Regions from separate parts of the Homo sapiens genome. Here regions 1, 3, 4 and 5 are each linked to region 2. A link is a loop called in an ENCODE intact Hi-C map of the cell type or tissue named here. Cell type or tissue: gastrocnemius medialis. All regions are shown on one strand. Links, peaks and the distances in the headings refer to the core of each region. The heading gives the core; the rest is flanking DNA.

Evidence for each region. Hi-C counts contacts between places; a loop is a spot of excess contacts. Peaks named below come from ENCODE experiments on the same cell type or tissue, not always from the same donor. Only the 100,000 strongest peaks of a DNase experiment are listed, where the experiment ranks them.
Region 1: it touches region 2 in a loop (5-fold over the local background); 50 of 110 quality-filtered maps call a loop at or near these places.
Region 3: it touches region 2 in a loop (2.0-fold over the local background); 12 of 110 quality-filtered maps call a loop at or near these places.
Region 4: it touches region 2 in a loop (2.5-fold over the local background); 13 of 110 quality-filtered maps call a loop at or near these places.
Region 5: a loop joins it to region 2, with 2.2 times the contacts of the local background. A loop is called at or near these places in 28 of 110 quality-filtered maps.

What each region holds. Positions count from the first base shown.
Region 1 is chr9:94,864,859-94,870,656 of GRCh38, forward strand. All of the region lies in intron 5 of AOPEP (aminopeptidase O (putative)), which reads left to right. Among named protein-coding and RNA genes, the nearest start is that of MIR2278, 58 kb to the left of the region's middle. RefSeq lists an enhancer at 1,262-1,431 and a cis regulatory region at 1,347. In gastrocnemius medialis, for the core only: no CTCF peak of the experiment used is centred there; DNase peaks (open chromatin) are centred at 1,303 and 2,533; H3K4me3 peaks cover 2,715 bases; H3K27ac peaks cover 5,000 bases.
Region 2 is chr9:95,000,812-95,006,609 of GRCh38, forward strand. AOPEP (aminopeptidase O (putative)) reads left to right here. Exons shown (of 17, transcript NM_001193329.3): 12 at 4,347-4,409; 13 at 4,731-4,805. Among named protein-coding and RNA genes, the nearest start is that of AOPEP-AS1, 58 kb to the left of the region's middle. RefSeq lists silencers at 3,700-3,949, 3,960-4,149, 4,240-4,529. In gastrocnemius medialis, for the core only: a CTCF peak has its summit at 3,380; no DNase peak of the experiment used is centred there; H3K4me3 peaks cover 2,332 bases; H3K27ac peaks cover 5,000 bases.
Region 3 is chr9:94,804,735-94,810,532 of GRCh38, forward strand. The region is part of intron 5 of AOPEP (aminopeptidase O (putative)); the gene reads left to right. It overlaps MIR2278 (microRNA 2278), which reads left to right and starts at 5,228; the gene lies at 5,228-5,323. In gastrocnemius medialis, for the core only: no CTCF peak of the experiment used is centred there; a DNase peak (open chromatin) is centred at 3,485; H3K27ac peaks cover 3,727 bases.
Region 4 is chr9:95,092,878-95,098,675 of GRCh38, forward strand. It overlaps a transcript of AOPEP not described here. Among named protein-coding and RNA genes, the nearest start is that of MIR3074, 9.7 kb to the left of the region's middle. In gastrocnemius medialis, for the core only: CTCF peaks have their summits at 4,088 and 4,304; DNase peaks (open chromatin) are centred at 2,164 and 2,454; H3K27ac peaks cover 5,000 bases.
Region 5 is chr9:94,912,015-94,917,812 of GRCh38, forward strand. All of the region lies in intron 5 of AOPEP (aminopeptidase O (putative)), which reads left to right. Among named protein-coding and RNA genes, the nearest start is that of AOPEP-AS1, 31 kb to the right of the region's middle. RefSeq lists an enhancer at 4,519-5,019. In gastrocnemius medialis, for the core only: no CTCF peak of the experiment used is centred there; a DNase peak (open chromatin) is centred at 2,357.

The DNA.
Region 1 (5,798 bases), core at 308-5,307, 140 kb before region 2:
AAAATGTGAGTAAAACAAAGAGCCATCAGCAACACTTGTGTGGCTTTGATTTGATGTACTTTTTAACACTCCACGCTGATTTCTGGAGTCTTGTACTAAAATTGCTTAGGGTTAAGGAGCTATTTTATACAATCTTCATTTTACGACTCCTTCATTAACACACACTCGAGTAATTTTCTAGTGTCTAACACTAATTTTCAGCTATTTAAATCCATGGTTTATCATCTCCTAACTATGATGAAGACCAGAATCTGGAGAAAAAAGGGAATCTGCATTGTTTGGAATATCTTTAAATAAGAAATCCTAGAGAATGGTTCTGGATTTTACATGTAGAAACGTTAATCAACAGCAATAAACTCTGTGCTGACGACATATTTAAAACAAATGAGGACTTAGGAAAAAACAGGAAATTTGACCAAACGACTCTCCTAGTAACAGGTTTTGTGTGTCTTTGTTAAGAGCATCGCAGCTTGTTTTAATTCTTTTTTTACTTCCTTTCCAAAATTTGATGTTAAGTTTCTTCACAGTTTTATATACAGCTTTTATTTAATAACCACTCTTCACTTCAAACGAACTGATTTCTGTAACAGGAATTACAAATGAAAGGAATCTGTAATGAAATTGAAATGCTGCATTTCAGTCCATAGGCATATTGGTGTTATAAATTGCTGATTAGTGAGTCTTTTGCTAGGCTAGGGCTTAAACTGCTTTCAAGCCCACTTTTAATTGGTAACATTACTTGGCATTTTGTAGGGTGGAAATGCCTTTTGCTTACCATTCTTAGCCTTATTTTTATATTCTTAATTTAAACTTGACCCTTTGTTGTCACTGTAATGCAAGAAACCATTCCTGTTTAATCTTGGACAGCTGCATATGTTTAGAGACTATATGCATAGGTTCTCACAGAAATCTGACCTAAAACAGACAGATGTTGGAACTCTTATGTAAAAATCTATTCTAAACAATCTGGGCTACTGCTAGACAGGAATGCCAAACATTTCCAACCGCAAATTATACTTGATAATAACCACCTTGATAGCAGAAAGCAGCAGACCCCTGTTCCATGACAGGATCTAGAGGAAGGTAACAGGTCTTTGGCATTTTAACTCAGATTTGCTACATTTACAGAGATGAGGGCCATTGCAAATGGCATCATTGTGAAAATTAGAAACTATTAATTTACGTACAGAAATTCTCCGAACACAAAAGTCTTTATTCTCTTTTTCCATGTAACCAGACCGTAGCAAGGAGTCACTGACTGGGAAGCAGGAGTCGGCCTGAAGCCAGGAGGGCCGAGCACACAAAGAGCCATGTGGCTCAAGGGGGAGATGGACATGCGTGCCCTTTTCAAGTTTCTGAAATCAGTGTATTTCTGAAGAATCATTTAAATAAGCTCACCAGCGTGTTTTATTTTGTGAAATGTGGGGCATGCCGGTTATGAAATGGGGACTCTGAAATGTGATACATCCATCTTAACCAGCTCAGGGTTTATTCAATTCTTCCAGCCCTAATCCTATTAACTCTCATGCACAAAGGAAATACAGGACTCCTCTCTGATGATTCTACCCAGGCCTCCTGGCATTTGGAAACCAAACTTTAAATTTTACAAATGATGTCTACTAGTTCATTAAAAACTAATCATAATAATGTTTTTAATAAACTAATAGGCTTTACATGTAAAATCTAAAATTTGAAGGTAGCTTCAAGCATCAAGGAAGCTACCTTTCAAAATTTTAGATTGTTTACTTTAAGAAAAGGCATTAGAAGAGATTGATGATTTCAATCAGTATATAGAATTGTAGGATTTTTATAAAAACAATTTATTTGAATATGGAAATTTTTGGTGTGAAGTACATCAAATATAAGTCTTTTTCAAACCAAATCTTTGGTTTTACAAATAAAGCTTATTGGTTGATTAAAAATACAGCCAGCATCAATGTAACCAGTGTTCAAATTGGATTTTTTAGACTGTTTACTTAAGGGATTTTGAAGAGTTTGGTGACTCATAATCAGTTTATAAAATGTGAGGATTTTTTAATAGCAGCCTTATTTAAAATAAGTCAAAATGTTGGTGTGAAATGCATGAAACTTATTTCTGGCTGTATGTCATTTGGACATAAATCTAACCCAGCAAAATTCCAAGATCTAATTATGATGCTATGGGAAGCTAATCTCATTGCAGTGAAGATGAGCTAATGACACATTAGTCCATATTGTATTATATACTTTTCAGTCTGCTGCCTGCTATTTTGATTAAATTTACTTCCTACCATTCAGATTTGAAACAGCAAAGCCTTTCTGTTATTACCTATCAAGTTTATAAAGCTTTTCTCTGAAATTTTGAAGTGTTTTAGATTTCCTTCACTTAACAAAATTTTATACAACGCTTAATGTAAAATCACAGAAGATTTGCATTTATCCCCTTTCTGTTTAGAAGTACTTGCTATTTCCAGGTACCAGGCTGTAGTCAGCACGGCCCACTCTCGGCCGAGGTGGCCTGGAATGTCTAGTCATTTCAGTTTACGTAACAGTTTCCCTGGCCTGTTTGCTTTCAGAGGTCACTTCAGTGTCAGCCTCAGCAGTCCACGTATAAGTCTGCCTGTTCCACACGATTCACAGAGGGAAAGAAAATACTGTATCTGAGGCATTCTTCCTACTTTGCGTAGCCCATATTATTTGAATGTACATTAAAACAGTGATAACATTCACCTCATACACTGAAGAGTAGATTTGCTTTTCTTTCTGATTTCTTATTCTGTCAGACTCTTTTCCTGACTGGAAGACACCTAGTTTTCTAGCCAGGATAGCTGAATGCTCCCTTTGCAAACACCTTGGCCTGAAGTTAGAATGAAACTGTAGTCAGCACCCCTTATCATTCTTCAGAAAGTCTTCCCAGCCCTGATAGGATCTGTTCTGATTCGGAATATCAGGGAACATTTCTTGGTGAATAAACCTGGCTTCTTATATACTGGTGCAGTCACTTCCCTGTAACGAGGTAATTTAAGCCAGTTGCCTTTCATTTCAACCATGTCAAAGTATCAAATAAAGCTATAACTTCAGACCAGCCAGGAAAATGAGAGGCCGGACAGAGTAACATGTTTATAATATAAATCCTTCCTGTTTTCTCAACCCATGCTCCCCTGGCTGTTTTCCATTCTGACAGAACACTCTGGAGATTTGCCTACAGACAGTGACCACCAATTTAAAGATTTGTTGATGACTAAGAAAAATTCCAAAGCTGCAAATGAACGAATCCAATGCTGACTAAAACAACTGACCAAAATTACTAATTCCTAGGCTGCTTTAGCACGAATGGTCATAACAACTGGGATAGCAGGCCTGTGTCACTCATTCCCTAGTAAAGCAGCTTGGAGGCCACAGGTGACTTCCTCTTCTTTCCAGACTGAGATGTACCAGAAATAGTGCAGTTCACCAGTTTGGGGAAGGCAGTTGTCTGGGAGTAATCATACCTGCAAATCACTTGATCTCAAGGACTGTGCTTGCTGACTTGAGAACATCTATTTTCTTCAATTTTAGATGTAACACGGCTACCTTGTACTCACTTTGAGTCTCACCGAATTCCCGTGCATTGAGGGTCCACTGGAATTCTTTGTTCATGGGCATTTTGACTGCTAGTATGGATGAGGTGGTGAGAAATGGTGGCAGACACACATAATTTGTGTGTCCCATATTTTCATTTTGCACCAAGCTTCTTTGCTCCCATGCATGCTCCATTGCTGCATCAGATTTCACTTACAAAGCGTAGGTCCAAAGATAACATTAACAGGAGTTTCAAGACAGTGACAGCAGATCATTAAACCAAGTGTGGGATGAGTGGGGCCTTGTGACTACACAGGCCAATGCAGTGGAAGCTCCCTATGTTACCTTCCCTGATTTCATTCCTTTCCCTGCCCCTCTCCCAGCAACCACTATAATTTTCTATTCTCATGTGTATCTTTATTATTTTACTTCATGTGTATTCGGAATGTATTTAGTATTGCTTGCCATATTTTAAAACTTAATGTGGACAGTGTCATTAGGAACCTGCAGCTTGTTTTTTCCTCTCAAAACGTTTACTGTATGTTTTTGGCCAGGCATGGGGGCTCTCGCCTATAATCCCAGCACTTTGGGAGGCCAGTGCAGGTGGATCACTTGAGGTCAGGAGTTCGAGACCAGCCTGGCCAGCATGGTGAAACCCCTTCTCTACTAAAAATACAAAAATTAGCTGGGCATGGTGGTGTGTACCTGTAATTCCAGCTACTTGGGAGGCTGAGGCAAGATAATCCCTGGAACCTGGGAGGCAGAGGCTGCAGTGAGCCAAGACTGCGCCACTTCACTCAAACCTGGGTGACAGAGCAAGACTCCGTCTCAAAAAATAAAAATAAAAAATAAATAAAAATAAAGACATTTGCTGTATGTTTTAAAAATTTGTCCATGTTGCTGTGGCAATAGCCTTTGTGTCCAGTTTAATTTTATGTGTCTGAAGTTCCAAGTTTTTGATCCTTTAAGTTGTTGACTGTTAGTGAATGCCCTATTTCTAGCTTGGGTGGGGTGCATGTAGTGATTAGCTTTTGAGGCTGTATTTAACCAAAAATTTGTTTGGAGACTTGAGTCATCAACCCTTATCTGTTGTATTGAGTTTCCACTCAGCCCATTGTCTGGGCGGAATGTGGGCTGGAAAAGTTTACTAGTGTCTCTTGGCAATCAATTGCTGTGGGATGGCACAGCCCACATAGAATGGGGTTGGTAATGTTTTTTGGGTTAGACCATTTACCTTCAAATGAAATTGAATTAGTGTAAAAGGAAGCCTGTAGAAATATAGAATCAAAGCCAGATACGGCTCGTGTTACCCAGAAGCAGAATGAATGATTACTTATCTGTAGAATGTCATCTGAGTACAGCGTATCTGCTGTGAATCTCTCTCCACAGATTTTTCCTTTAGGTAATCATTGCCCAATCTCATTATACTCATTACTTTTTACAGTTTGTAATATTAAGTGTGACCCTTTGATAGGAGTGGCATTATCAAATTGATTTCTCCCCTAATAGGAAAGATGGAACATGATTGGGCACTTCGTCCTCAGGCAGGAGAGGGAGGAATAGAAGCCATGAATTTTTTTTTTTTTTTTTTTTTTTTTTTTTTTTTTGAGAAAGAGTTTCGTTCTTATTGCCTAAGCTGGAATGCAATGGTGCGATCTCGGCTCACTGCAACCTCCGCCTCCTGGGTTCAAGCGATTCTCCTGCCTCAACCTCCCAAGTAGCTAGGATTATAGGCACACGCCACCATGCCTGGCTAATTTTTTGTATTTTTAGTAGAAACGGGGTTTCACCATGTTAGCCAGGCTTGTCTCGAACTCCTGACCTCAGGTGATCTGCCCGCCTCCGCCTCCCAAAGTGTTGGGATTAGAGGCGTGAGCCACCGCGCCCAGCTGAAGACATTAATTATTTTAAAAGGGAAGGGGGGCAGTCAAAACATGAATTTTTTTAAGGAGAAGAGTATCGAGAATTAATAATAATCATTTTCATTTCTAGACTACCAGTCTGTCTGGCAGATGCTGAGTGGCTTACATACATTCAAATCCCATTCAGTCCTCACAACAACCCCAAATGATAGGTATTTGTTTTATTTTATAAATGAGAAGTTTAGACACAAAGTTCCCTCAAGGTCCCAGATTTGGTGATGGGAAGGCTGGTATTTGAACCCAGAGGCTACAGAGGCAGGACTGCACATATTCCAGTAAGCCAAGCTTGCTGATGCTACAGTTTAGCAGTGAGCCAGCCTTGTCTCAGGCAGGGGT
Region 2 (5,798 bases), core at 512-5,511:
TTCTAGACGTGTGTAGATTCCTACTTTTAAATTCACCCTGAACGTATGTTGGCAATAGAACGCTTCTGAAACCAGTGGAAGCTTCTGGAACTCTCGACCTTGTTTGGTATTGAAAGATCTTTCGGTTTCTTTTAGTGGATAGTTTTCCCTCCGCTGTGCCTGAGGGAATGTAATTTGCCATCTGTGGCTGTTTGGGAACATTGAAGAGCCCCTTGCTTGCCCTGTGGCCTTCCTGGTGCCTAGGAAGGCTGGCTCCTCTTCCTTCCTCTGTCCTGTGCCCCCTCCATGAAGTAGAAGCAGGAAGAGAAAACACACCCGTAACAATGTGAAGTTGGTCTCACTGTATTTTTCCAGTGATAGGAGGAATTTCTTCTTTGTCTAAGAAAAGGAAGAAAACTGAAAAAGGCTTTCCCTCCAAAAGTAATCTCCAATCAATCACGAGGTTAAATAATTTTAAAGCAATGGTATTTTCCTCAGCCTCGGACGTTGTCTTCAGCTATTATGAACTGCTTTGACAAAAAAAGTTTCTTAGAACAACTTCCTTTCAAAACATGCGTATCTACTGGATGAGGCATTTTTAAAGATACAATTCAGATAGAAAACATCTGTTTTAAGAGACAGCTTTAAAGTGCTTTTACTACATTCTCAAAGACAGTAATTAGAATACCTGTCCCCCACTATAGAATTCCAGTTTTTAAAAAAGCGGTCTTCCAGTTTCTCTACACCCTACCTTCATTGGCATCAGCCTGTGAAGAAGGGGAGATTCAGGTAGACAACAGGAGAAATGTGTTCAGGCTGGATTGAACACAATAGAAAAGTATTTTTTCCGTGTCATGCAATATGTAAATCTTTCATTCTAGATTAAATTCAGCTTGTAGCACCATGCTGGAATATAATTTTAGTGATTCATATGTGACAGAATTAGGAACCTTTCTCATTTCAATTTTTTAAAATTTATCGTTATTTACTTATTAATATTTTTTTGAGGCAGGATCTCACTCTGTTGCCCAGGCTGGAGTGCAGTGGTGCCATCATGGCTCACCGTAGCCTCTGCCTCCCGGGCTCAAGTGATCCTCCCACCTCACCCTCCCAGATAGCTGGTACCGCAGGCTAACACCACCATGCCTGGCTGATTTTTTTTTTTTTTGTAGAGACAGGGGTCTTGCTATGTTGCCCAGGATGGTGTTGAACTCTTAGGCTCAAGAGATCCTCCCACCCCGGCCTCCCAAAGTGCGGGGATTACAGGTGTGAGCCACCGTGCACAGCCTGTTTATAAAGTTACCCTGGCAATATAACTAATATCCCATGGTCTCCCTTTTGTAAAAATGTAAAATTCTAGCCTCTTTACAAATTAAGCATTTTAGTGGTGAAACAAACAGGAGGTAATTAGAAAGATATTCATTTTAAGACTTCTCCCCCTTGAAATTTTAGGTGTCCTTCATTTGTTCCTTTATCCTTCCATTCACTATATAACATATTTATTGAATTTCTAGTATATGCCAGGCAATGTTTCTGGTGGACTGAACAAAAATCAAGAACAAAAGATACGGGATCTCTTTCTTCTTGGGGCATAAAATCCAGCTGGGGAGAGAGACGTTCAGTACATTTTTAAAAGAGCTATAATAACTGAACATCACAGAGTGAGCCCTAATGTAAATTTGACTTTAGTGAATAATAATGTATCAATATTGGTTCCTCAGTTATAATAAATATACTAATGCAATATGTTAAATATGGGGAAGCTGGTGAGTGGGTACAAATATGGGAACTCTGCTTTCTGCTCAGTTTTTCTATAAACTTAAAACTGCTCTAAGAATCACTCTAAAGGAAATAAACAGAATGTTATTAGAAAGTATAGTGGAGTGACATAATTTGGACTGGGGAGTAAGGAAAGACCTTTCTGCAAAAGCGCTGCTTAAACCCAGAACTAGAGGATAAGTGGGCTACCACGCAAAGAAGAGATGGAAAAGCATTCTCAGTGAAGCAAAGTGGTATCATTTGAATTACCTTTGGACGTACCATTCTGGCTTCTCTGTGGAGGATGGATTCTGGGATGGCAATTGGGAGGAGAGTTGGGGGACAAAGGACAAACGAGACAAGAGGCAATTAGGATGGGTCACAGCTTTTGCTTCCTACTTAGCAAAATCCTAGAAGAGCAGAGTGACAGTAGGCTGTTTCCTTTGTTCAGCTCATGCCGGAAACCGTTAGGTTATCCATGATCTGGGTGCTAGGAAGAAAGGAGACTGTGTCAGTAGCAGAGCAAGACAGGGTTTCCAGGTCTCAGTTTCTAAGATCTTTCCAGTGGTTCAATGGGATTTATAGAATTAAGAATGTGTGTGTGTGTGTGTGTGTGTGCGCGCGCGCGCGCGTGTGTGACTGCAACCAGTTAAAAACTGCAAAGGGAAAAAACTTTTCAAATAACTAGTACCCAGCTGTTAACAACAGCTTTCATATAAGTCTGTAAGATTTAATTTGCAATAGTTGTCTTTATTCCTGTTACTGGACTATTGGAATTTATTTTGGATTTTGTTTCTTCCAAGACTGTATGTTGAAAAACTGTATTTAAGCAGAGCACTGTTTTAGTACATCAATATTGAATGGCTCATATCACAGTTTCTGGGGATCGTGAACTCCCAAGGAAAAAAATTCTAGTGGGTAAAAGGAAGTGCCTGCCAAGATAGATTTCTATTGATTGTGGAACTCTTATTAGCAGCATAAAAGGTTGAAGAGTTTAAAGTTCTCTTTCCCTTTAAAATTAAGCAGCTCAGAATAATCCACTTCACCATTTATAATTATTTACCTGCCTATGTGCAAGATTTCCAAACCATTAACTATTTATATATATTTCCTTTACAGTAAAAAATTGTATATGATGGCTGTACAGTCTATACTAAAAGATATAATAACACATTGAAAAATCTCTAGCAAATGAGCACACATTTCGTAGCACTTAGCTATTATAATAATGACGCAAAATGGTTAACACGTCTATTTATATTGCTCTCTAGATTTCAACTTTTTTGTATTCCTGGAAACAGTAAGAATCCCTCATTTGAGCAGACTTGTTGTTTGTTTTAGGAAATAGACATACATCATCCGTGTAATTTTAAGTAGTCCAGTTATGAATATGGAATGAAGGGATAAATTCCTGATGTCTCCATTAAGCTCCTCTGTGTAAAATACTCCATGGCAAAGTTGCTGCTATTTAAAGTAGTGAGTTTGATCTTGGCTTTGATCTAAACCTTTTGATCTTGAAAGAAGGATGGAGTAGCAATAAAGAGAGGGCAAGACAGATTTTCTTTAAAGAAATGTGATAAAGTTAAAGGGATGGTCAAGACCCAGCAAGCAACAGGACAACCCGACTCTCCGCCCCGGCCCGCCCTCACCGGCAGGCGGGTTCCAGCAACTGCTGATGCGGATGAGAAGGCCTTTGGCGGGTGGAGGAAAATCTTGGGGTATCGCACATTTTTATAAAGTAAGTGTAAACTTTCTCCCTAATTATGAAAACAGATTGACCCCTTCTTTTTAAATTCTACCCAGTGGTTCTGGGGGTCCACGGCAGTCTGAGGGCTGCGGGTCCACACTCGCGGGAGCGCGGGGCTGGGTTTCTCTGCGCCCTGGCCTCGCCCCCCGGGAGGTCACCTGCCGCTGCCCGGAGCCCCGAGGGGCCACTGGGAAACGTCTACTCGAGGGCGTAGAACCCGGTCCCGGAGAAAACTCCACTAGGAAAGTTACTTTCCCTGCGCGAAAGCCACCGGGACCAGGTTTCCGACTCCAGGAGCGCGCTACGCTGGCTACGGGCGGGGTTCCTTCCCCGCCACCGCTCCCTCCAGCCTGCGGCGGGCGGCGCGGGCCCCTCTCGCTGCCGGGAAGCCGCTCGCAGGGCGCGGAGCCGGGGGAGGGGTGGCGGGGGCAAGGTGCGCGGGGGCGCGGGGCGGCCGGAGCCCGGGGAGGGGTGGCGGGGGCAAGGTGCGCGGGGGCGCGGGGCGGCCGGAGCCCGGGAGCGGGAGCACGCCGTTCGTGGGGAGAACAATACAATGCCGGCGCGGGCGGGAGGGCGACCTGCGGGAGGCGGCGCGGCCGCTATACCTTTAAGGCAGGCCCCGCCCCCGCTCGGTGCCCGCCCGCCCGCCCGCGCCGCCGCCCAGGCCCCGCGCCCGCCGCCCGCGCCGCGCCTGAGGTGATGCGGACCCCGGGCGGGCGCAGGGCGCGGGCTCCGGCGCCGCCGCTGCGTCCTCCCCGGCCGCGGGCGAGGTACGGGGCGGGCACGCCGAGTTAGCGGGCGCGGGGCAGGGAGGCCGGGGCCGCTCCCGCGGTAAACTTGACTGTGTCCTCTTCCCCCGCAGCCGCTGCAGAGGGAGCGTCGCGCCGGGGCGGAGTGCGGGCTTGCGCGGCAAGTGCGCGCCGAGGTGAGTGCGGGCGGCGCGGTCCCTGCGCCCCGGTGGCGCCGGCGCGAGACCGCGGCTGGCGAGAGGCCCTGGCTCTGCGCTGCGGCGCGCGGGTGCGGGGACTACCCGCCAGGCTCCGGCTCGGGCGCGGGGAGCGGCCGTGACGAAGGTCGCGGCCCCTGCGGTGAGGCGCCCGGCGAGTTCCGCGGGCGGGCGCGGGTGGCCTCCCGAGGTGCGGGGAAGACCAGGTCGCGAGGCCGGGGGTCTCTGCTTTCTCGCGCTGGGGGATGGCCGTCAGGACCCTGTCGCCTTCTTTGAAATGCTGTGGTTTTTGAACCTCAGGTCACGAAATGGATTGGAGTGAACCGGAGACCCCGAAAACGGAAGCGCAGGGAGAAGGAAGAGGTGTTTGAAAAGGTAGGGGTTCCCGAGACGGTACTCGGTGCAGGTCTTGGTAAATCCGCTTCTGCCCCGTGAGGACCTGGTCATGACAATAGAGTAGTGTTTAATTTAAAAAGTTTTTGTTATAATAAACCATAGATTTAATATATGGGGAAATTCTACAGAAATATTGGTCGATAAGGCTAATGATCATTTATATAGTCTCATTAGGAGAGAGTAGCCCATGAAATTTGTTTCATGCTCATTAAATACAGCAATCGGACTTAAGTGGGTTCCATTATTATTTTAGATCAGCAGTGTTTATTATCTCAGTGTTAAGGTACCTCTGAAAAATGAAAAGTGTTCCGAATAAATCGCCCACAGTATTAGGTTTCCATGCTGTACTTTCTCTCACCTAGACTTTAAATTGGAGTCATCTAAGAAATAGAGAGAGAAGAAGAAAGAAGTGGATTACTTTTAAAACACTAGGAGGAATTTTATTTACTGTAAAGCAGATGAGAAATTTGTTTGCCCAAGTTTAGAATTTCAGTATGTTACTTTGCAGAAGTTTGGACTGCCTGTCTTTTGATTTTGTATTAAAACTTGATTTGTCATTGTAATATCATGAAATAAGGTAAGTAGCCCGTTGTTTTCTAAGTGACTTGCGGAAAACTCGTAAAAGTGAATAATTTTTTGACAAATATTACAGCAGATAGGTTTTTTTGTTGCTTTTGCTTAATTACATTTCACTGTTTTTTGATTCTTGATACCAGCAAGGGATTAAAATAGCGGTGTGTTTTTCTGCTGCTAGAATGTATGATGAATCACTCTTGATTCTGAAGCCAAATTCTTGCTGATAGCATTGCTGCCAATTTCTGTGCTATGTTGCCTTAGTATGGGCATTGCAGCGTCCGAGAATGTGCACAAAGCACATCAGAATAAAGGTGATCCCAGAGCTGCAGAGTGCACGTCAGGATACCAGAGGGCAGCTTCTGAGAGAGCTGGAAAAGGAACCAGCCTGCGAATATA
Region 3 (5,798 bases), core at 488-5,487, 200 kb before region 2:
CTTATGAAATGGACATTCTAGTCAGGGGAGAAAATTAGTGTACGTGAAACAAGTAATTAAGATGTATGCTATGAAGAAAATAAAATCAAGTAAGTGTCACAGTGGGAGAATCAATAGCATCGTTAGGGTGAGAGGGAAAAGCTTCCTTAAAGGGTGACATTTGGGCTAAGACTGAAGAATAAAAAGGAATCAGCTTTGTGACCATCTGGTGGAAAAGCACTCCGGTCCACAGGCCTCAAGGTGGGAACCACTCTCATGGGTTGGAGGAGTAGAATGAAGGCCAGGATGGTGGCAGGTCAGTGAGGTCTTAAAATGGCTTTCCTTAGCCCCGTTCTTAGTGAGCTTGGGTGCCAGGAGCAAGTGAGTCACTAAGAAATGGCAAGATTAAGTCAGGTCCATCATTCTAGGCAGACGGGTTATGGGAAGAGATCAAATTTTTTTTTTTTTTTCTTGGGACCGTAGATACCTATACCATCTCCCGACTGGCTAATGAGAACCTGATTGGCTTAGCAGCTGCTGTTCTTGAGCAGAATTCTCCATGGCTGAAGCTATCAGAACACCTGGCACCCAGACGGGCAACCGTCCCTTTGTAGAGAAGGGAGAAGTCTCAGATCACCACGTTTTCTTCCCCTGGCAGCTGTTGATTGATTCTTTGCAAGGGTTTTTGACATCGTTGGTCACAGAGAGGGAAGCTGTGTCTCATCCTAGTTTTATTTGCTCATCCTAGTTTGAAAGGTTTTTTGTTTTTTGTTTTTTGTTTTTTTTTTTAAAAAAAGCAACAACAACTGAATGAAAATAGGATTGACAATTAAAGACCATAGAAAAAATTATCAATTATTAAAATCTTCACAACATGCTTCACTATGAGGAAAAACTATAAAGCTCCCTATTACACAAGGCTTATTCTTAAAAGGTTTGATTGTGCAATAAAAGACTTCTGAATGTTTATACTAGTTCCTGACTATTGCATGCACAATTTTCTTAAGTACCTCAATTTGCAAATAAACGGTATGCACGTACATGCCCAAGAATGAATGTAACCAGCCTTTTCCTCCACTCCCTCCTCCCGGGTTAGACAGGGTGTTGTCCTGTTTATTCTTATCTCCCAGCCAATGTGTAATAGAATAAGCAAAACATAACATGCTGGTACAAAGGGCCTGTTGTTTTCAGCTTTCTAATTATGCTCCTTTCTGCTGGGGAAGGAAGCAGTCATAAATTTCTGTCATTATCTTAAGTAGCAAGGTTTCACAGCTTTGAGAATTTTTCTTTGTTTGTTCTTTGTTGGCTTTACTTGAATTTTTGATCCCTCAAACCAAAACCACCCTACTTTTAAACAATCCTTCTTTAGATTTCAGGGGATGTGACCCCCTGATTTCAAGGCAAGATGCAGCCATAGTGATTCTTTGCCTCAGGAATCAGATTTTGAGCCTTAAATTAGTATGCCTTTGAATTCACCATGGCTGCCAACTTCTCTACTTTCTCCGATGTGCTGCATATTTTTGTTTTGTGTGTGGGTTTTGTTTCTTGTTATTGTTGTCGTTTCTTTCTCAGATTTTAATAAATTCTCAATTTTCTTTCTGCATGGATTGTTTTTTAAAAAGATGTTGAATGGGCATTTCTTTCCCCTGTTGTGTGGTATAACTCTTCTCTGCTTTTTCAAACAGGTGGGTGTGAATGATAGAAAGCAGCTCATACCATCCTTTTTTTCTGTAAAATTTTAATCCCTTGTTTACTGGCAACCCTGCTGTTGCTGTAGAGATGAACAAACAGAATGAGTTGTGAGCTGTGAGGCACATGCAAGGTGATTTATGCCCATGTGTGCTTCCCCTTTGTTGCTTTCTTTGTGTTCACTTTCTCCATTTTCTCTTTTATTTCAATTATCCTTCTTGAGAAAATTATTTGACTTTATTTGCGTCCTATGTTATAGGTAGGGGCTTTCCCCTTCTAATGTGTTCTGGTTCTTTCATTTTTGTGTTCCTGAAATAGTAACTGGTATTCATAAAGTGATGTTCTTCTGGGACCCTGAAAGCCCTTGGCCAGGATTATTTTGTTCGTCTTGACAATACCACTTTGTACTAAGCAAGGTAGGTAGTGAGAATGTGTGTGTATGTTCCATTTTTTACAGAGCGGGTATTAAGAGGATATATAATGTCCCAAAGTCACTTAGAAGCAGGAAGTCAGGGAGACAAGTAAAATGGCCTCATCTTGTGATGGCTGTCAAGAGTCTGGTGGTCCAGACTTAGGCAAGGCTGATGTGTAACTGTTTCTAAGGCAGTGAGTGCTTGATTTAGGGTCTCCACACAGAAACCATACTGACCCTGTGAGTGAAGATATCATTGAAGATCAGCATTCACTGTGGGCTGGCTTTGAGGCAGCCATAGAATCTGGATACCAGGCAAATTCCTGGATCACATGAGTTCTTGGGGGCCAGGCTCTCTCTCTTCTGTTGGAGCAACAGGCAGAGTGAACTCACAGCTTTTGGGTTAACTAGAATCTTCTTTTTGCCATTAAACAGCTGTGTTGCTTGTCAGATCGAGAAGTAGCATCTTATCATCATTATACCATGATTCTTCACCCTCTGAAAGATTATGCTTAAGTGTTTGGTTTTCTTTGAACTGTTCTCCCCACACAAAGACTGACAGTCCTACCTTCAGAGAACACTGCTGGGGCCATCCTTCAAGAGAAATTGTCAGGCCTTTGAAAGGCCTTCCTGAAGCAATCATTCCTCTACCTGCGTTTGTAATCTCTCTATTGATGTCATCCTAGGTTCCTAATGTCTTCCAGTCCTTGAGCCTGAGACGGCCAGTCAGCACCACCTTGCCATTTTTTCCATTGCAAAGAAAAGGCTTTTTCCCCCGCCTTGCCACTTATTTCTTTACCGAAGCATCATTACTGAATAGAACATACACACTCCCTGGGTGAAAAAGAACAATGGAGTTCAGTGCACAAAGTTACCTAACTTGGGATATTCCCAATCTTGCAAGCTCTTTCTCCTTATACCACTACACAGAGTGAGCAAATACTACCAGCTTCTGTACTGCTGATGTATGCATGTGGTCATGGAGCTATGTAAGTATTTCTTTTAAGGGTAGATTTCTTTTAGGGAAAACACCAACTCTGGAAAGTCCTCAGGCAAAGTACAATGTGTGAACAGCTCTGCTGGAGGGAATATTGCCAAGATGCAGCTGGAGCCCACCTCTGCGCCATAGAGGCCTGTTTGCATAAAGTGGGTGAGAAATTGCCTTGTCTCTACATTTCACCCCTAATAAGTAATTGGAAGAGTGTCTCAGCCACCTTTTCTTTTTTCTTTCTTTTTTTTTTTTTTTGAGACGGAGTCTCACTCTGTTGCCCAGGCTGGAGTGCAGTGGTGCAATCTTGGCTCACTGCCACCTATGCCTCCCAGGTTTAGGCAGTTCTGCCTCAGCCTCCTGAGTAGCAGGGGCTACAGGTGCACGCTGCTTCGCCTGGCTAATTTTTTGTATTTTAATAGACACGGGGTTTCACCATGTTGCCCAGGCTGGTCACGAACTCCTGAGCTCAGGCAGTCCACCTGCCTCGGCCTCCTGAAGTGCTGGGATTACAGGCGTGAGCCACCGTGCCCAGCCTCAGCTTTTCTTTAAGAGAAGTTTAACATTATTATATTAAAATGCCACAGATGTGAGGGGGATGCCCCCTTCAAAAATGGATTACTTTTTTTTAAAAAAAATTGAATACCAAGTGGGAGTTGAGGTACATTGCACAAATCCGCCCTGATTTAACCCCAGAGTGGAGCTCAGAGTAGAACATGTTATATTTCTTGGTTAACTAACCATGCTATTTATAGAGGTGACTCCTCGGAAAGTCTAGACATTGTTCCCAGAAGACAGAATGCCAAATCTGCAGTCATTGAACAAACCAAATCTGCTCCTACCTTCCCAGCTAGCTTGCTAAGAATAATCACCTCCCTGTTTCTCACCATAAAATGGAAATCTTGGAACTTCATTCTAAGAAAGTGTGAATGATATTTGGGTTCCCCAGCCAAGACTTGGGGTAGGCAAGGAGGAGGAGGTGCTCCTGTGAGCCTGGTCCTACCCACCCTTGGCCTGTGCTCCTTGGAGCCCACCTTGCTAAGTTGTTGGAAACTGTGGTTGGCAGGTCCTAGTTTTTGAGTAGGTCTCCTCTAAAAGGACATCTTGAGGACCTAAGGATGGTGCTTTTCTTTGGGAATGAGCCAGCTGCAGTTTTTGCCTTTTTTCATAGATGTGCAATCTTAGAACATCCTATTGAAAGCGCAGTTGGAAAGGGGTGGATGGACAAAGCCAAGAACTCACTCGACAAACATGTATCAACGGACAGGTGTGATGAATGCTGATGATGCTGTGGCCATGAGGAAGTATAGACCTTTAGCCTAAATCTAAATTGGGAGTTTCTAAAGTTGGTTTCAAGGAAGACTAGTTTTATGGAATGTTAATAATGTGGGAAAAGGAACTGTAGGTTAATTAGTTTAGGAAATAAATGGATTAAATAAACTTAAAAGAGATTCTTTACTGGAGGGCTTCTAAGAAAGCCTTTAATATTCTTATGATCCTGATTTAATATCCTGGTATATCTGTGCATCTTGAAGACAGAGACAGGATAAGCAGTATTCCCCCAACTGTTGTGTCGAGGGAGCCCTTTTTACAGTGAGCATTTCATGGAACCACTGTGGTTTCAAAAAAACCACCTCCTCAAAACACACTTTGGGAGATGATTCTATTCAGAAATATCTGGGAGTCCATGATACAGCTGGAGATGGAATTCGCCTTTCATTCTGTCAGTGGTGAGTGAGGACCTGACCTGCATGCGTCAGGCCCTGGGCAAGGGCTTTGCTTTACAGCAGTGAGGAAGCACAGGTCCTGCCCTCTTGGGACTCACAGTTTGGTGCAGGAGGCCCCCATGCTTTTCTGTTTATAGACCTCTTTTTGAGCAATTACCCAATTCATATATCTATATTTATTTATTTATAAGTTATATGCATTTAGTACAATGTTAATATATTAGGTACACTATAAAACACATACACAAAATAGAAAATGTAAAAGGATGAGAAAAAAACAATTATGAAAGTAAATTCTGTCACTTTTATCCCAAAGAATTGGCACGTGCCCTGGGCTCCCTTCAGCTGCCTGGGCCCTACCCTGGAGACTGACTCAGTGAATTGAGCCGCAGTCTTGGTATCTGGAAGGCTAACAGGTCTTCCCAGCTGATTGTGCTGCAGGTGTTGGAGAGCAGTGTGTGTTGCCTGGGGACTGTGTGGACTGGTATCACCCAGACAGCTTGCACTGACTCCAGACCCTGCCGTCATGTCACAGGTAAGAAGGTCAGGAAGAGGCTGGAGCGTGCCGGTGAATGGGTGAGAAAGCTCCCTGGTGAGGCTTCCTGCTTTTCTGTTGCTCAGAAGGAGGCCGTGCTTCCTAGGAACTGCATCCAGTCACAGGCGGGGACTTTGGGCAAGTCACTGGGCCTCCCTGGCCTAATTTTCTTCTCTGGAAAAGTAAGGGGGTGATTTAGAATAACCCGCAGAATGTCTTAGGGCCCCTACATTTGATTTAATCAGGGTTTTTTTGTTTTTTTTTTTTTGAGACAGAGTCTCGCTCTGTCACCCAGGCTGTAGTGCAGTGGCGCAATCTCGGATCATTGCATACTCTACCTCCCAGGTTCAAGCGATTCTCCTGCCTCAGCCTCCCGAGTAGATGAGATTACAGGTGCGCGCCACCACACCTGGCTCGTTTTTGTATTTTTAATAGAGATGAGGTTTCACCATGTTGGCCAAGCTGGTC
Region 4 (5,798 bases), core at 268-5,267, 92 kb after region 2:
GACACCACACTCTTCACCCGTGATCCCTGAGGTTTCTGCATTCTGACCCTATGATTTAAGTCCCCAGGGACTTCAGCTGCAGTTATGTTTAGGGAGGGAGGCTCAGGAAGAACATGAATTACGGCATAACTCAGAGATGAGGCCGGAGTCCGTTTCAGTGATTGCTGATGGAATGGAACAAGTGTGCATTTATGTTGGGTTGTAAAGAAAACACAGATAATTTATGGGGAAGGAGCTATAGTTTGATGATTGTATCTGCTTTACTAAGTTAAAAGCGTGGAGGAAGTGACTGCAGAAACTTGGTTTTAGCACAGCTGAGGCAGAGGACTTGCGTACAGGAGGAAAGCCATGATGAGCACAGGGCCCTGGCAGATGGAGGATGGGTCTTTGGAAAGCTGGGTCATGGCCCAACAAATGTCAGGGCACATGCGTCCAGTCATAGTAAGTAGACTTTTTCTAGAAAATTCTGTCCAATGGTAGAACATAAGTCCTGTGAATAAGAAACAAAAGCACCACCACGGTGACTACGGTGCAAGGATCAGAGATGGCGCTGTCTCCTTTTAAAGTTACAGATGGTGCCTGGCCTCCTTCCCTTCAGGGCAGCGTTTAACGGCAGCCCTCTCTTAGAGCAAACAAAGAGTCTTCCTTTGCATACTTGATAACAACTTATTTTTCTCATAGATCACACATGCAAACAAATATAGGTAATATGTAAACAAAAAGTAAGTTTTCTCTGCCTTTTCAGCTAGTCTCTTCCCCAAATCACTATAATGAAGTTGATTACCGTCTCCACCCTGGCGCCGGCAAGCACGTGTGCAGGCCCTGCTTTATACACGGAGGGTGGCACAGTGTTCACACGGGTCTAGATTGGCACGTACATAACGCTCGCTTCTCTGTGTCGATGGCTGCATTGCATGGACGCGCTGTAACTCGAGAGGCAGTGACACCCCACCTTCTGGGGGCTTCGTTCAAGTCCCAGCCCTGCTAGATGGCCTCAGTGTAGCCTTGGGCACATTATTCGGCCTCTCTGTGTTTGCATTTCCTCCTCTGTAAGCTTCAGCTGACTTTGTTGGGTCAGTGTGTGTGAAGTGGACAGCAGGCCCGGGCTCAAGGGTAAGAGTGTGCACTTGCTTGCACGCAGGCTTTTCCTTTTTTTCTCTCGTTCCTCTCTCTCCCCCACCCCTTTCTTGCTCTTCTCCTTTCTCTCCCTTTCCTCCCTCTCTGTTTCCTTTCATTTATATCTTTATGTGAACCTCTGAGTTGCCCCAGTGGTTGTTGGCTGTCGCATCCTGCACACGCACAGGCGCCGGCATATCCACGGGGAAAGCCCTAGATGTGCGCACTAGTGTGGATCCCTGCAGTCTGCAGTGGAGGGAGTGGGGTCAGGAGAACTGGGTGTCTGCTCCTTGGAGAAAGGATATATAATCTTTTTCGATCTTAGTGCTTTTATTACAGCAGAATACACATAAGATTGACCAGTATAACCATGTGTCAGGACCCAGCTCAGCAGCCTCGGTGTCTTCATTGTTGTGCAGCTCACCACGATCCGCCTGCAGAACTTTTTCATCTTCCCCAGTGAAACGGGACCCATTCAACACTCGTGCCCCACTTCCCCTCCCCCAGGTCCCTGGGAAGCACCATGCAGCTTCCTGTCTTTGAGGCTTGCCTGTTTTAGGGAGCTCATATGAGAGGATTCATAAAATCTTTGTCCTTTTATGTCTGGCTGATTTCATTTAACATAAAGTCTTCCAGGTTCCTCCATACTGTGGCGTGCTCAGGATCTCTGCCTCTTTTTTCTTTTTTCTTTGAGACAGAGTCTCACTCTGCTGCCCAAGTGGAGTGCAGTGGCACGATCTTGGCTCACTGCAGCCTCTGCCTCCTGGGTTCAAGCAATTCTCCTGCCTCAGCCTCCCGAGTAGCTGGGATTACAGGTGTGCGCCACCATGCCCAGCTAATTTTTGTATTTTCAGTAGAGACGGGGTTTCACCATGTTGGCCAGGCTGGTCTTGAACTCCTGACCTCGTGATCTGCCTGCCTGGGCCTCCCAAAGTGTAGGATCTCTGCCTTCTAAGGCTGAGGACCATCCTGCCATACACACAGACCACGTTTCCTTTCTGCACTGGCTTGGCTGCTGGCGGATGCAGCTGTCTGCCTCTTGGCTGTCCAGGAGAGTGCTGCCAGGAACATGGCGTCCAGGATTTCCTCAGCTGTTACTTTGCATTCTTTTGGGTAAACATCTAGAGGCAGAATGGATAGATCAGAGTTCTAGGTTACCATACTGTTTCCAGAGTCAATTTTCTATTTTGATTTTTTTCACCCTATCTTACGGTGCTGATAAATTTGGATGTTTGACAGGCTGTCCTCCGAAAAGGTGGTACCAGTTTCCTGTCCCTTCCTCTGCCTGTTCCGCACTCTGTCATCAGCATGGGGAGCATCAGCCTTGAGTGTTTCCCAAGCTGCCGTGGAGATGGTTGGGAGCACCTGGGCTTCTGCCACGCTGTGGAAAAGCCCCTGCCGTCCCGTTCCCTGTGTCGTGTGTGTCCCTGCCCGTGCGTTTCGAGCTGGCAGCTGTTTCCTTACTGATGTGTAGAAGAGCTTTAGAAGTTAGGAAATTCGCTTTTTTCATGTGCTGCAAATACTTCTTCTTCCCTCAGTTTACCATGTGTATTGAGATACTTTGGTGAGTTTGCTTTTGATTTCTGTATGGCCAGTTTTACCCACCTTTTCTCCTGTGGTTTCTTGCTTTTGCGTTGGGCATGGAAAGGGTTCCCTGTGGCAGACACAGCCAAGGGAGATGCGTGGGGGGTCCCCACGGCCTGGCCTGAAAGGAGGCATGGAAGTCCGCAGGGATGCGCTGGAGCCTTGGGTCCCGCCCCCTCTTCGTGAGATCGGCATCCTCTCAGCTCCCCTTCCTCCCTCCAAAGGACTGGAGAGTCTGCCCTGAGGCAGTGACCTGCACGCAGGGGTGTGGGTGGGCCGGGAGGGAGTGGCCGGGGCTGGACAGGGTGTGACCATCTGCAAACCACTGAGGAACAAAGAAGTTCTAAATGAAAGACCAGAAAATGCTTTCTGCATTTTGGGAGGAGGGAAGCTTCAATTTTATAAGCGAAATCCTTATTTATCTAAGTAAGTAATGCAGCATCTCCCCAGAGTGGCTGCAGCCTCCCTGCCTCTCCGAAGCAGGGGAACTGCTAGAGGCTTCTCAGAACACACAGATCCCAGAACGAGCCATGCTCCAGATGCCGACGCTGGGAAAGGCAGAGGGCTGGGGAGCTTATTCTGTAACAGTTTTACTCCTGATACCATCTTTTCCCCGTTGATGGCAATGTCTTTATCTTATACTAAATTCTGTACATGTACACGTGATTTACTCGGCGGGAGATGATGTCTGAAACCTAGGCAGTGAGTAGCGGGGAGTGACAGAGGGCCAGCTTCCTGGCTCCCCGACGGGCTGGATGTGGAGGTGGGAGAAAGGGAGGGGTCAAGAGTGGCTTCAGAACTCGCCCTGAGTCCCTGGCAGGATGGAATGGCCATCGGCAACATGGGGAGCTGGTGGGTGCGGGAGGTGGGTGGAGCAGGTGGGCCCACCTGGGATGTGGTAAGCAGAGAGGGTCTTCACACCGCCAGTGGTGATGCCCAACAGGCGGCGGGCTCTCCGGGCCGGTGATCCAGGGGCAGGTGTGGTCCCTCTGCCTAGAGATGCCATGTGAAGCCACGGGCAGGACAGGGTCCAGCCTCTAGGTGGAGTCCAAGGGCGCCCACCAGGAGGGGGTCAGGAGAAGAGGAGGAGCATGTGAGCTGGGAGGAGGTCGGCCCATGAGGCCTGAGAGCTGGCCGCTGGCTGCAGCCACGGGGGCCCTTTCAGCCCCACCCATGTTTCCCTTCATGAGAACCTCACACCAAAGTATGTGTCAGTGCGTGGTACGCTTCACTTTCAGAGCTTGCCTGGCTGTTCATGAACGTTTACTGTCCATATGAATGTTGGAATCAGGTTGTCTATTCGCTGTGTCTACAACCGTTAGTGTCTGTGTCTAGGATGTCGTTCCAGAGGGAGAGGCCAGCAGTTACAGCAGTACCCTCGGTTGGAAGGGGATTGGGCAATGTCTGGAGAAAGTTTTGTCACCACTGGTGGAAGGGGTGCACCGGCACCTAGTGGTGGAGGCCAGGATGCTGCCAACACCCTGCAGTGCACAGGACACCCCCACAACAGGGAGGCATCTGGTCCAAAGTGCTCATGGTGCTGCATTTAAGAAACCCAGATTTAGGTGCCTACAAAACATCTTTCTGAAAAGGCTCACCTCTGCCTGTTCTGGTGCTGGCTGCTGGGCTGTTTCATGGGACGCAACCTTCTAAAATGCTCTGGCATAGGCTAAAGTATAGATGCTGTAATGAGCTGGAGACATTTTTATTGTCTCCATTTGCCCAGTGTTTGGCCCCTTCCTGTAGTTGGGTGATGCTTTTGGTGGTATCCAAGGTACCCAATAACGTTAAAGAAGCTGAAGCCAGATGCGTGATTTCCTAGCATCCCTGGCAGGCCTTTGACCCAGGCTCCTCCATCTGATGCACCTGGGCAGGGGTGTGGAAAGGAGTGGGCACAAGGGCCTTTCTCCCGGCTGGAGTGGGGTCCGGAAGGGCTGGGCAGCACGACTGGCCTTGCCAGAGCATCTGAAGCAAGGCTGGGACTGCTGCTGGCCGGCTCACACCAGGCCTCATCAGCCCAATACCTTTTTCATCAGTTCCCCTTTACTTTCAGCATTCAGTGCACGTTTCTGTTGCTTGCAACCAAAAGTCCTGGGTGAACAAATTCCCTGCCCAGAACAGCAAGTGCAGTAAGACACCATGACAGGAGCGGGAGGGAAGGCCTTTGCTATGAGCTCTCCATTACCAGTTTGGGCTTGAGGGGTGTGATTTGGACCCATGGTATAAACCAATTGTGGAACTGGATTTTAGGAGGAGGCTTGAAGACATGTTATGTACTTACTGTATCTTAATTTTTGTTCTTTGGTTGTAAAATGGCTTAGCGATGATTAATGACTTAGGATTTTTCGACAAAATCTACGGATTTCCCAACATTTGGCAGAGGGAAGAACTTTAGCACCCGAGCCCCCGGGCTGGGGGAGGTGGTCCTGGGCTGGAAACAGAGGAAGAAAAAGGCGAGGGGAGAAGCACGGGGAACTGTTTCTCTTCTTCCTTGGAAAGCAAAAAAATTTTGGATTCCTTGTTGAATAAGGAGAACATTCCTCACATTTGCTCCCACTGTGCAAATCCTCCAGTGCATCCGCCGTCCTCTGGGCAGCGTAAGGCCAGGCTCGGTTTTGACTTCCCAGCATTTTGGGTGGATTCACTCTGCCAGGCTCACCAAGGTCCCTTCTTCTCTGGCTTCCCTGTCAAGACCCCATTCGTAACTTCTCCACTTCAACAGAAAACTCGGCTTCCTCCCATCCCCTGGACTAGCTCCCATTTCTGTCCTAGCTCCCATTTCTGTCCTAGCACCTTGTCCCACCACTTAGACACCAGGCAGGACAGGGTGAAGAACAAACCACGAAACCCTGCCAACCATGGCTGCTCCAGTGAGAGGCTCCTCAGGAGTGTCTTAGCATTTCCTGTCTGCTCCCTCAGGCGCCCTCCTGACCCCGAGAGGGGCCCTAGTGTCCCATAGCCGGAAGCATGGGGAGTGCTGGAAACCCCACTGCAGTGGGGGTCCTGGGGGTGGCCACGGCGCTGCTCGCCTTGGCCGCATCACTCATGCCTCCCAGAGGGGCCTGTGGGGCTGGAGGAGGGGACAGCAGCCTGTGAAG
Region 5 (5,798 bases), core at 345-5,344, 89 kb before region 2:
AAGGACTTCCAGCAGCATAGATTTCAGCCCAGTGAGACCTGTGTCCGACTTCTGACCTGACGAGCTGTAAAATAATAAATTTGTGTTGTTTTAGGCCACCGTACTTGTGGTGGTTTGTTGCAGCTGCCCTAGGAAACCAATGCACTGATGCTGCTGGCAAGAGGGAGAGCCAGGAGTTGACCCCCAGCTCTGTCCCCAAAGACCGAGTTCTTAAAAACCACTAGAATAGATAGTACCGCTCTTAGCTTTGTTAGGTGTTTGGTCATTGGTGAGGGTATGAAGGTAAAATGAAAGTGCAAGTGCCAGCCAGCGTGCAGTTAAGTTGGGTACTAGGTAGCCAGTGTCTTTGAGGTACTCTGACTTGCCCAGCCCCCGACCCCCATGCTCAGAATGTCCCCTGCCTGGAAAGAAGGAATGTGATATGTTACTAACACTTCAGTGTGAGTTGAGTGCGTTATCTCTTCCTAAAGTATTTGCGTTCTAAAAGATGACCTAAGTGATGACTTTCTGCTATTTATGAGAAAGAGGGCTACACTACGGTGCCATGGCTGACCGTGTGAGACCCAATTCCTTGTCCATCTTCCACTACAGAGTCAGAAAACACCAAAAAGCATCTTTCCCATGCTGCCTTAACAGCTAGCAGAGACTAAAGAGTAGGAATCTCGGCTATGGGCTCCCTGGGAAAAGTTGCTTTCCTGATGAAAGGGATCGTTGTTGCTGGCACAGCGCGTTTCTTCCATGTTAAACACGAACATGGTGCATGAAGGTGTAGTGGTCAACCCGTGAGCATGAGGGGCAAGCATGAGGAAAGAAGTGCACACAGGAAGGATGGAGAGTGGGAGTATAGCAAGTCCTCCAGCTCCCGCTGCACTGCCAGTCACTGCACCAGCCCCAGCAAGGTCTTGTCACTCCAGTGATATTGTTTCAAGAAAGGAAAAACCTCTCCAGTGTGTGCCAGTGTTCATTGTATTTTTTGTTACTTGCAGCTGAATACATTCCAAACAGACCCGGGTGCCTTTCAGATCACAAAAAGGTAACCACCTAGGAATGGGGACATGGGCAGGCAGAATTCTTTAGAATGAAAGGAATTCCTGGGATCCTTGCCCACATTTTCACCACGGTGAACACATGCAAAGAATGATGAGTCAAGGGAACCATCCAGAGAAATGGGATTGAGCTGTAGATATCCAATAAACCTGATGCATTCCATTTGGGGAGAAGAAATAGAAGGCTCATAATTTTAAATGGAAAGGTTAGTTAAAATCAGGAGACTTTGGAGAGACTTTGGAGAGACTTTTATTTGTTTATTTTTGTTTCTGGTGAGGTTTATTACCTTTCAGAGGGACATGCTGTTAAGTTGAATACCTCTGAGGATGACCATCTGTCACATATTTTCCAGGACCACCCTGGGAAATAAGAAGGATATTGTCTCCTTATCTCGACAAGCGTGCCATGGTGGTCTATCCATGGAGTCATAATTTGAGATTAGGAAATATGCTGTTATTCTTAAAAGTTCAATTATTTATGAATCCCCAATAGCCAGGTGATCCCTTATACTTAGTGGCATTTATTGATGCAGATGAGTACTTTGAAAAATTAAGAGAGACATTTACTTTTTAAGCTACCACTAAGACGGTCTCTGACCGGATAAAGATAACTTGAGCAGGCGAATTTGTTTAACAAAGGTGGTGACATATATTGTGGCAGCTGAATGCCCCCTTACAGCCAAGGGAGAACAATCAGTGAATTCATTCGTTTAATTCATGAATTTTCCTTCTATTTACACTTTAAACAAACATGCCAGTTGTTTGCTTAGTTAACAAGCTCTGCCTTCATTATAAGCCATTAGTGGCTAGTAATAACTGAAACTGTGTTTGGATTTCACAAATACAATAAACCCAATTAATTTCACCCTTAGTAATATGGAATTTGTCTGATCAACCTGAGCTAGGCAGAAGTTTGTGTCTTTGCCCTTTGCATGAAGGGTTTGCTAAATCATCTTATAGCCATAAATAGGAATTCTTCATAAGAAAAACTAAACAAAACAGCTTAAATCCTAATGCTTCTAAGGGGCCAGGCAGCAATATAAATTAGTGAATGGGTTGGATAGAGCATCCTCTAAGAAACACTTGGTCTACTTTTGATGGAGACATGGATGTAAGAAATATTTCACTTTTTAATCCTGTGATAAGAAGGAAAAAAACCACACACATGATTATAAATGACAAGGAGGCTCAGCCAATGGCAGGGAGACGGGAGGGAGAAGTTGGGACCACAGCAAACTGGAGAGCCCAAGCCCTGTCTGAAAGGACCAGCTCCGATTCAGCTGCAGTTACTACATAAGAATGCAGGCCTGTGATGAGGGACTCCAAAGCAGGTTTTGCCTGCTTCTCGGATTTCACCAGGATGAATCATAACAGGGACCTGATAAAATCCTATCTTTGAAATGCTCTGTAATGCTTATTATTGTTCTTAGGAAATGATAAAATATTGCCCTTTGGCATTAGACGTGTGTGTGTGTGTGTGTGTGTGTGTGTGTGTGTGTGTATGTACAGGATAAATATGTGCCCACTTCTAAAAAAGACCTGGGCCTAGTGTGGCCACATCTTTCAAATTTTTAATGTAATGTCAAAATCTGGATTTCTGGATAAAATCTTCCCATTTATAAACTTTGGCAATGAGTTTTTGCTATTTAAGCTGATGCTGTGCAGCCACCACAGTGCAGATCAGCAGCTCTCAATGTGGTCTCTGGACCAGCCACATTAGCATTACCCGGGAACTTCACAGAAATGCAGGTTCCTAGGCCCTACCCAGGCCTACTGAAACAAACTCTCTTGGGGTGAGGCCCAGAGATCTGTTTTAACAAGCCTTTCAGGTAGGGCTGCCAGCTTTTAGCAAATATTTCATGGAACATACACCAAAAAATTATTCGTTGTTTATCTGAAATTCAAATTTGAGTACGTGTGCTGTTTTCTTATCTAGCGGACCTACCTCCCGGTGCTTCTGATACCCGCTGGTGTTGATCAAGCAAAACATGTGTATGAGCCAGGCTGCTTGTGTTTGAATCTGCTTTGACACATATTAACTCTGGGATTTTAGGCAAGTGACATAATTTCTGTGTGGCTTGGTTTACTTACATGTAAAATAGGCACGATAATAATTTCTTCCTCATGGGGTGGTTGCTGGAATTGAATGAGTTAACGAACATAAAATACTTAGAACTTTGCCTGGGAGAAAATAAACAATATATGTGTTTAGTATCATCATTTTATTTTTTCTTTTCTTTCTGCTCTAATCATCACCGCTCCTGCCACCACGCAGCCATCAGGGAATATGAGAACTCATCTTCCTTCAATTCTTTTTTCCTGGATCTAACTTTGATTTAGCAGAATTGATTCTAACGTGCTATTCCCCAAGGCCACTCTGTTGCTTGTTCCTACCCAGAGTTACCCTTCCTTTGAAATCTGGTTGACAGTATGGCGGTCTGGCAGGGAACCCGCTCTTGCCTCCACCCCGACGTCCTGCTGCCTGACCAGAGTTACCCTTGCTTTGAAATCTAGTTGACAGTGTGGTGGTCTGGCAGGGAACCCACACTTGCCTCCACCCCAATGTCCTGCTGCCTGAACTCTGTCAGCCGGCAGTGCCTCTGTTGCGCTCAGGCCTCTTGTTGTACAGACCAGCCTTGCTACTTCGTGTCTGCTTTCACCAGCCCAGCAGGGCAAGTCAACAGCTTCCTGACCCTACCTTGGATTTTCAGATTTGCAGAGGGCCTGACTGGGGCTTGGCTTCTTGCTGTCAGTTGGGGAAACAATGAATGCCTTCCTCACCAATTGAATTCTGAGTACACTTTAGGAAATCCCCACAACTTTTTCCAGACAAGGAACATGGGAAGATTTGATTTGTGGACCCAAAGAGTGTATTTCAAAGCAAAGCAGTCACCAAACTGTCCTTGCTGAGAATGGCTGCAAGCTGCCCCAACGTGTCCCTCCATAAAGCAGCCCTCCAGGCCTCCACACCGCCACACGGGACAGACTTGTGCTCGCTGTGAAAACCACCAGGATGAGCTATTACGGCTCTCAGTTGTGCCATTTTATTGCTGTTCTGGAAATGGAGCAAAACACATTATTTTATTAAATAAAGATTTTCCCTGTATCACAGTGGAGGCTAATTTTATTAGCTCTTTTTATGGGAACAAACATCATCGCCCTGATTGGGGAGGACGGAGGTGGGGGCCGTGGGGAGGTGAGGGAGTGGAATCACATTTTGTCATCTGCGTGCTCCAATGAGGCTGCCGACATGTTTTAGTTGGTTACTCACATTAATTACTTACTTACCAGAAGAGTTCCCCAGATCCTGCAGAAAATACACAGCTTTCATTCATAAGTAATTTATAGATGATTCAAAAGACATGTTCAGGGCCAGGCTCATGCCTGTAATCCCAGCACTTTGGGAGGCCGAGGCGGGCAGACCATGAGGTCAGGAATTCAAGACCATCCTGGCCAACATGGTGAAACTCCCGTCTCTACTAAAATACAAAAATTAACTGGGCATGGTGGGGCACACCTGTAGTCCCAAGCTACTCGGGAGGCTGAGACCAGAGAATTGCTTGAACCCGGGAGGTGGAGGTTGCAGTAAGCGCCAGTGCACTCCAGCCTGGGCAACAGAGCGAGACTCCCTCTCAAAAAAAAAAAAAAATTAAATAAATAAATAAATAAATAAATAAAGACATGTTCAGTTACAATAAATATTTGTTCATATTGTGTGGGTATGGGTGTGTCCCCTGACAACCAAAATCTATAGTCTCCAAAATGTATAACTAAATGAACAGAATGTTCAAAATTTGTTCAAAAACAAATTTTTTGTTCTCATCTATGAGATTCTGGAATGTTTAAGGCAGAACATGTACTGTCACATTGAGAGAGGGAAAGGAGTCCAAATCTAGTTGAAAAACTGAATAAAATACTGTTTCTCCCTCTGATTCTTTAGCTTTGAAACCTGAGACTTTCACATGCAGCTTTTTTGATGACCATAACCGGCAGAACCTGCCCCCACCCCACCCCCAGGCTAAGGCAGAGCAGCTGAGGCAGGTGAGGCCAACTCCTGAGAGTCAGACAGCAGTGCTGCCCTGTTCCGTATGCAGGGCTGAGGTCTCCACAACGTTCTCTCGGGATGTGTTGCCCTGGGGTCAGAAGGGATGTATCCGCTGCTCTGCTGGTCAGTAGCTGAGCCTTCTGTATGGTCTGCAGAGCTGCCACTGAGCCAGAGGTGGTCTCTGTGTTTCCTAGACTCAAGGTGGTCTCCATGTTTTGTCGTTGCCATGCTGTTTTTCCTGCTAGCAATAGGCCACAGCTAACGCTAAAGCAAATGGTGAAGCTGGCTACAGTGTTTTGTGTCCCCAGCCTCCCCTTCCGCCCTCATGCCTCTCTCCTCCCCAGTGTCGTCTGTGCTGTGTTTTGGAGCCTTTCCCTGGCCCCCATGAGCACCCACCTTGAACCTTGCTAGGATCCAGGTATCTGTCATTTACATCTCCATGTGACATGAAACCATAAGCCTCCTCTGAGAGCACTTAGAAGTTAAACCAGATCATAAAGCTGGAGCTCCTAGCCTTGGCATCGTTGTTTGCTTCCCTGACGTAGCTGCCCACTGCCCTATAGTATCACTGCTACTTCCCTAACCTCAGTTTCTCTCTCCTTCATCTTGTTAGCTGCCTCCCCAGCTTGTCTTCTGCATCCTTCCCTTTGTTGTCTGTCCTTCCTATTTTCTCTGTCTCCCTCCTTTTGTTACCTATATCTGCTACC